Linked DNA regions of Homo sapiens: region 1 is linked to region 2. A link is a contact called in ENCODE Hi-C data. All regions are on one chromosome and are shown on one strand. Each heading gives the region's core, a stretch centred on a gene start or an enhancer-like site at or near the end of the contact. The rest is flanking DNA. Distances are from core to core; before and after follow the strand shown.

Evidence for each region. A loop is a pair of places that touch in the nucleus more often than their neighbours do.
Region 1: a map of dorsolateral prefrontal cortex shows a loop between it and region 2 (4-fold over the local background). The contact joins the enhancer-like site here to the promoter of MYRIP in region 2. A Hi-C loop is called at or near these places in 2 of 168 maps with a recorded cell type or tissue (HepG2 and dorsolateral prefrontal cortex).

Annotation. Positions count from the first base shown.
Region 1 is chr3:39,935,973-39,939,948 of GRCh38, forward strand. The region is part of intron 2 of MYRIP (myosin VIIA and Rab interacting protein); the gene reads left to right. Among named protein-coding and RNA genes, the nearest start is that of MYRIP, 130 kb to the left of the region's middle. RefSeq lists an enhancer at 1,446-1,740. Within about 2 kb of position 1,544, at least 3 of the 41 ENCODE cell types and tissues checked have a DNase peak (open chromatin) inside an H3K27ac peak, as active enhancers do; they include dorsolateral prefrontal cortex, where a contact is called at or near this core.
Region 2 is chr3:39,807,999-39,811,721 of GRCh38, forward strand. MYRIP (myosin VIIA and Rab interacting protein) reads left to right here and starts at 1,611. Exons shown (of 17, transcript NM_015460.4): 1 at 1,611-1,918.

The DNA of each region.
Region 1 (3,976 bases), core at 294-2,793, 130 kb after region 2:
ACAAAATAAGTCCTTAATTTGGCAATTTCAACACCTACATCTGTGTAATACTGTTAACCTTCCTAGGAGAGTCAAATATTATGTTATTCAAATTCTATTGAATAACGTTCATCCCCATTTTCCTGTTTGGATATTCATTATAGGCTGAAGTTCTTTATAAATACTACTAAACCAGTATTTCTTTTTGTTAAAGACATTTTTAGGTATCTGCAATAATGAGTGAAGAGTATACAGAGTGTTGGAAGTGTTTAAGAAATTTATGACTTTGGGATTTCCCAGGATTCTCAGGAATTCTAATTTCTTTCTGAATCCTCAAGATTAATATTTGTGGAGAATCTGGAAACACTAGCCTTGGCTCTAGTCCCTTCAACAGAGGAGTCAGAACCATTGTGGCTAGTGCAGCCTCCACAGGGGAGTGATGGGGGATTTATGGGGCTGGAGGAAACAGGAATGGGAGAAGGGACCACGAAGGCCAACTCCATGGCTCAGATGTGCACTCACAACTTGAGAGCCCCAGTATCTCCAAGCAGCAAACAAGACATGGTAGGGTGGACTTCCAGTTCTGGAATAATGATGCCTCTCTGAGAACATTCGCCTTGGCCTGTGCTGAGTTGCACAGCCACATGAGCTGCAGTGAGACTCAGGGAGACACTGTCACAGAAAGAATCAGAAGGCAGAGCATGCAAATACAGCATGCAGAAATATGCTTGCACCGTAATACACAAAGACTCCCCGACGTGGAGCTTGCAGTTCTGGGTTGCTTCAGCCTGGCAGATTCCTCCCAGGGCTCTAATTACTCTCTTGAGGACTTGTGACTTATATTTAACTTTAAAATGTATACGTGTGTATCTCTGTTGCACTGAAGCCAAGTTGTCATTCTCCAGGTCCCTAAATCTGTCCTCATCTGTCTTTGTGGTCTGGCTTAGTTTAGTGTTTTATGGAACTTGGTTTAACTTAGTCTTCACATTAGTTGTTATCCCCAATAACAGTTAATTATTTCCATTGAAACAAAGGTTCCATGAGGTAGGTCACTGATCCAAAGTCACCCAGCTTGGCAGTGACAGAGCAGGCGTCCATGCCCAGATCTGCCTACCCACCCCCATACACTTGGTCATCTTGCTCCAACCCAGGTTAAATCATTTAGTGCTTTCAGTCCAGGTCTCTTGCTGGAAGGGCCTTCAAGTGACTATGGATGGCCCATCCCCTGCCTTCCTATAGGCAGGATGTTATAATCTCCCTACTAGGGATGACCTGTCTGAGACATTAACATTGTGCATGTGCCTCACACAAGGTCAAATAGTAAAATGTGAAAGAGAAAGTAGAGTCATGAGGTTTTTTTCTGTCAAACCATGTTGTTCTTATTTTTGGCTTTTAACTTTCACCATGAAGAATGGATAGTTTAGCTGAAGGGATCAACAAATTTTGGACCAGGACATTCTGAAGAGCATCTCAGGCTGGGGAAAGCCTCTGGACATGGGTGCAGACACAGTCCTGCTGTTTACTCTGACCAGTTTCTGTGATGTGGCCACCTGGTCCTTGTATATTTGAGGCCTGTCATCCATCAGAGGAACTGGAATTTGCCCAATAACATACAATGTGGCCTTTGTTTGGGCTTGGCCTTCATTTATTGGCCCAAATAAGAAGGGAGCTTATGAAAGGGACTCAAAGAAGAGCTACAAAGTGACCAGAGGCCCAAAAGATATGATTTAATAAGAAAAATAGAAACACTAATGACAGGTTAACTGCTAAATTATGGCTACTGCTGACTTTAACTTTCATAACAATAGTGAATTTTGTTTAGTGACACTAAGAGCTTTTAGTATCCTTGAATTCTAACCAGGGAAGAATGAACACTCCACTGATATATACTATGTATGATAGGTATATGCTTTTGTGGAGGAAAAAGGACAATTTAGAACTATAGTGAATTAAATTATAGGTAGAATTATAAAGAGAGAGAAAGTAAAATTCAAATGAAAAGGAGGAGGAGAGAGAAGTAGGGATGAGAGTCCAGAGAAGCAGCTTTCAACCAGCTTTGGCTAAACTGTGGTCTCCTAGGAGAAAGCAGGAAGCTTGGCATCTCCCATGAAACTGAAACTGAACATGCCTGTGTAACCAGCACACAGATCAAGAAGTGTGAACTGTCTGAGTTTCATAAGCCACCCTGTGCTGCCTTTTAATCACTATTCACCAAGGATAATGCCAGCCTTGAATTCTAGTGACATAAATTAATTTGCCTATTTTTGAACTTTATATAAATGGTATCATTTATATTTATATAAATATATCCTCTTTCGAGTCTGGTTTCCTTTGTTCAGTCATGTTCAAAAGAGTCACCTGCATGTTGCATGTTGTACAGATTATTCTCTTTCCTCTATAGTATTCAATGTATTGATCTATTCTACTGTCTGTGGGCATTTGGGTAGTTTCTAGTTTGGGTCTCTTATAGATACTTCTGCTGTGAGCATTCTATATTCTTATGACCCTATGGCTGCATTTCTGCTATGTATATACCCAAAGATGGGATTGCTAGGTCATAGAGAATGCATGTATTAGGGCAGATATTGCCAAATAGTTTTCCTAAGCAGTTGTACCAGTTTACACTCCCACCAGTAACATATGAGGGTTCTGATTATTCCATATGCTCATGAAAATTTGGTATTATCTGTTTTAATTTTATCTTCCTACTTTTAAAAATATTTTAGAACTTTTTTGTAGAGACGAGGTCTCACTATGTTGCCCAGGCTGGTGTCAAATCCTAGCCTCAAGAGATCCTCCTGCCTCAAACTCCCAGAGTGCTGGAATTATAGGCATGCACCACCAAGCCCGGCCCTTCTATTTTCACTTTAGCCATTCTGATGGTGCTAATATAACAGATGAGAAAGCTAAGGCGTGGAGAGGTGCCTAACATTCTACATCTCACAAGTGGCAAAGCAGGAGTTTGAGCCCTCTTGGCCTGGCACCAGGGCAATGCTCTTCCCACCTTGTTATCCTCCCTTCCTCATAGAAGATGCTTCATTTCCTGAGTGATGACCCACACCGTCCAGCCCTGGCCAGTCCTCTGTCCACCAGAGTGATAGTGCAGTCAGCCTCTGTGGGTCCTTGTGTTGAGCCAACTTTAGAATGTCATTTCCGGACCTTGGAAAACCATAGGCTGCCCCCAAATCTCACTTTGGCTTCAAATTAAAACTTGCCAATCCCATTAATGAATTTCCTAATGAGCCACAAACTCAGCTCACTTTTGGTTTATCTCCTTGTCTTCTGTGGCCAACCTCTAAGGAATTTTGACATGAAACAGCTCAAGAAAGAGCAGCCAGTTCAAAGCAGAGCTTTCAGCAGGAAAACAGCCAGAGAGGGCAACACTCTAGAGTGATCTGGCTCTTTCTGTAGCTCTTGAAAAGGATACACATGAAGACTATGTAGCTACATGGAAAAAAAGTCCATGCAGTTAAAAAAATAAAGCAGGACATAAAATATCATGATCACTGAAATTACATCTAGTGAAACACACACGTGCTTATCTGCACGTGTGTGTAAGTTAGAAAGAAAAAACAAAGGCCTAACAGTGATTGTCTTAGGTTGATAGGATAGTGGGTGGGATTTGCAGAATTTTTGTATCTGCAGAATTTTTGCAAAGTGCCCATTAGTTTTGTAAAGAAAAAAACCTAAATGTATAACTTCTAAAGAGATAATTTTTTCTTTCATGTTTTTGCTACCTATATCTAGGAAAATAACTTAGAATTGTAATTATTTTGAAGCTCTGGAATTATTATGTTCAAAAATTACAGAACCAAAATGTAAAGATTTAATGGCAGGATAATCTGATGAAGTGAGTAACAGAAGCCAATGTTCCAGTGAGGAAATGATTCTGAATCAATAAAATAGAATCTGTTCCAGAAGTAGAATTTAGGAGAGTATAATTTCTGGGTGTGTGTAATATGTATACATCAATGAGTATGTATGTATGCATGCATGT
Region 2 (3,723 bases), core at 361-2,860:
TAATTGGGGGCCCTTACATAAATTTTGGCATATCTTATTCAATGGAATATCATACAGCTGTAAAATAACAAGAAAAAGTTTTTGGTAATGATATGGAATGACTCCACGATAATATCTTGTTAAGGGAAAAGATCAAAATGTAAAACAATGTGCATAGTTTGTACAACAAAAATAAAAATAAGAGCATTAGACAAATATGTTTGTGTATATGTCAATTTCCTTGAGGGAGGTACACACTGGTTGCCCCCAGGAAGAGGAATTGAGAGACAAGGGTGGGAGGGAGTCTTGTTAACTGTGTTCCATTTGTAGTTTTAGAATTTTGTGCCACATGAATGCTAATCAAGCACAGCTAAATAAAATTTAAATTTAATGTAAACAAAAGAGAAACAAACTAACTTCCTTCCACTTTACCAGTTTGTAGACATTAAAATCCCTTTAAAGGAGGGAATCGAATCTTTAAAGAAATTAACTCCTTTACCTTCCGAGTTCCTTTCTTTAAGGTTTTGTCTTGTTTTGTTTTGTTTTCTGCTGTGGACTGATCAGCAAACAAGCCATTTATTTCTACTGCGCACATTTACACGGAGAGAACAGCCTCAACCCACCGGCTTGAGAGGATTTCCAGGGATTCAGAAATCGCCAGTGTAACTCCATAAATGCTTTATTTTCATGGAGCGACTTCCACCCTGCAGCTAAAATTGACAAAGTGTTTTCACAGCCGAGTTGTTGGGGCTGAGGCAGTGGGTCTCAGGAAGATCCCTGGCTTAATGGATGCAAACGCACAATGAAGTCCCGGCCTGGAGTGGAACCTTTCAACTCCCAGTCATTCTTCCAGGACCGGGAACTCCTGGCACGAGCCCGAAAGCGTTCCTCACTTGCAGCAGTCTTTGGGAGTCTTTCTGACAGCGCGGGCTCACTAACCCGGCGGTTCCGCAGCTGTGTTTGGGAGACTTGGGGGCGCATTAGCCTGGACAGCTCCCTGATCGGTAACCCCTTTGATGTGTGTTGAATGAATGAGCGTCGTTAGCGTAGTAGTAAATTTATGGGAGAATTAAAGCAATCCAGATAGGGGTCACTACGGAGACTTTAATTACCCAGGGACTGTGAAGTGGGGAAGAGCTGTCTGTGGAGGAGCGCCACACCATGTCTTAGATTCAGGCAGGCCCCGGATTCTGGTGACCCATTACTCTACGGTCACTGAGGGTCCGGGCCCCCAGGACTCAGAGGCAGGAGACAGGAAAAGCCTGACTTAGAATCGGGGAAGGACCTGGAGTCGCACATGGGGGCTCCCGAACCGCGGCCCCAATACTGCACTGCGCCGCAGGGAAGAGCCCCGGGAGGGGCGCGGGTCCCCGCCCCGGGCGCGCGCAGCCCTGCCCCGCCTCCTCCCGGTGCGCCCCGCCCCTCCCGGCGCGTGCCGCCCGCGCGCCCGAGGTGCTCTGGAGGAACCGGCCCGGCGGGCACCCCCTGCCCCGGCGCAGGCGCGATCGCGGGCCGCCCCTCCCGCCGGGCGCCCTGCACGCGCCCCCGCCCCGCCTCCGCAGGCTCCCCCGCTCCGGGCGCCTCTGATTGGCTCTCGGCCGGGCCAGCAGGTGTCGGCGGTGGCTGCGGCCAGGCTGGCCCTGGCTGCCTGCGGCGCGGGCGCCTCCCTCGCAGCCGCTGCTGCCGACGCCGCTGCGCTCCCGCCTCCTGTCGGTTCCCGGGTTCCCGCTGCGGCTGCGGTTCTGGCAGCCGAGCCCCCGCGGTGCTGCAGCCCAGCTTTAGCGCGCAGACCGACCCGCGCCCCTTCTTCGCCGCCGGCAGCCTCTAATCCACGCGGCGCGTTGCGGCAGGTGCCCTGGGCGTACTGAGGCGCGGTGGCCTGAGCCCGGCCGCCATCGATGACCCCGGTCGCGGACTTGCTTCAGGCTGGCCACCCCCCGTGAGTACCGTCCGCCTCCCTCTTCTCCCCTCTGGCAGCTTTGCGCCACTCTCCCCTCAACGTTGCCGCAACTTCGGGGGTGGGTGTGTGAAGGTGTGGAGGTGTCTCTCACGCTCCCCCGCACCCTGTGCGCGTCCGGAGCCAGGAACCCTAGGCGCGGCCAGTCAGCCTCTGCGGAGGGGCGAGGGGCGCGGGTACTTGAACTTGCTCAGGGATCATCGCGGAGCCAGAATCGCCTCTTTCTCTCGCTGCTGGGGTGGGAGCTCGCCTCTGCGTTTCCCTCGCGTTTTCCGATCCCGGATGGCCACGTAGTGCTTGGGCTGCGGTTCACCGCGTACCTACTGTGCTGCGGGCGCACCGGCGGGACGCCTCAAACCATCCGTTAAGCGCCCCGCAAGCAGCCCAGCGCGACGGACCTGACTCAAACTCTTAATTCTGTAAAACGGGGGTAATCAGGGACTCTCTCAAGGTCACAGCTGGTGCTCAGAGTTAGAACACAGGTGGATTGCGTCTGGCCCTCGCCCGCGGGCTGCCTGGGGAGGGGAGAGCTGTTGGCGGGGCGGTCACTTCAGCTTCATCCCGGGTTCCTCCTCATACTCCCTTTCCGCCACAGCCGCCAGACTTGAAGAGGTAGGGAGCCAATCCCAGGGGGCTCTACATAGATTTGGAGGTAACGGCGGAGGATCTTCCTGATGGACGCGTGGAGCGGAAAGATTCAGTGGTGGGAACCCCAAGACCTGCGGCTTTTTGGAGCACTTGCTCCCCTTCTTGTTCCTTAATTTACTGACGTCTTGGCAGGGTAGGGGAATTTGTTCTTATATCCGTCCTGCTCCTCTTTTCTTTTGCCAAATAAGCACCGTCCCCAAGGATAAGTACGTATCCCAAAACTCTTAAATGCACACACTGGTTTGGGCCTAGGGACTTCCTAAGAGAAGCGAGTACGCTGTGGGCTTGGTTCGCTAACGTTGGCTCCTATCCGCTCCTAGAAAATGCCTTGAGTCTGGCTTCATTTCCATGCTCTCCATCTCCCCGACCATGATCTCGATTTGTTGATTTTCTTGACACTTACTCAGGGGAGGAAGACTGAGACTGGGGGCTGGCCAGTCTTGGGGTATGCAAATGATGTCGGGTGTGATTCTTTTACTCCAGGTCCTTTGAGGTGGCTCCAGTGGGGCCGCCTGTGGTGTTGTGGGCGCTTCTCAGAGCTCTGGGCTGGGGAGAGCGTCACCTAGCCTCTCTTGCCATTATCACCTTGTCCCTTCAACTCAGCCTCCCCCACCCCAACTCTGAAACTCAGCCATGAGATCAATACTTAGTTTTGTGATGACTGACCAGCATCTTTGAACCTGAACTTTTTCATTTATAAAATGAAATAATCCCCGCCGCCTTTCAATCTTCCCAAGGAACTTGGAGTTCATAGGATATGATAAATGTGAAAATGCACTGGGGTTTTATTAAAAAGTCGAAGGAAGATGGTTCAAGGCATCTGGGTCTACGGTGGAAATGGAGGTAATTTAAAAAATTTTACAGCAATATCTGGGACCCTATTTGCAGATTTCAAAATCTTTTTAGAGAAATTTAGTTTCCCAAGACTTTGAAGATACTGCTTTCCATCTTCCTGCTCACGTTCCTTTGCCTGGCCATGGGCAGCTGCGTCTCTCCTAATTACCCACCACTACCTCCATCTGCGAGCTGTCTCTGTGGGCCAGAAGCTGTGTCTGTGGGACTGTTTCTGGAGAGTGGGGGGAGGCTGTGTGTGTGTGTGTTGTCTCTGAGGAGTCAAAGTGTGTCTCTGTAGAGATGGT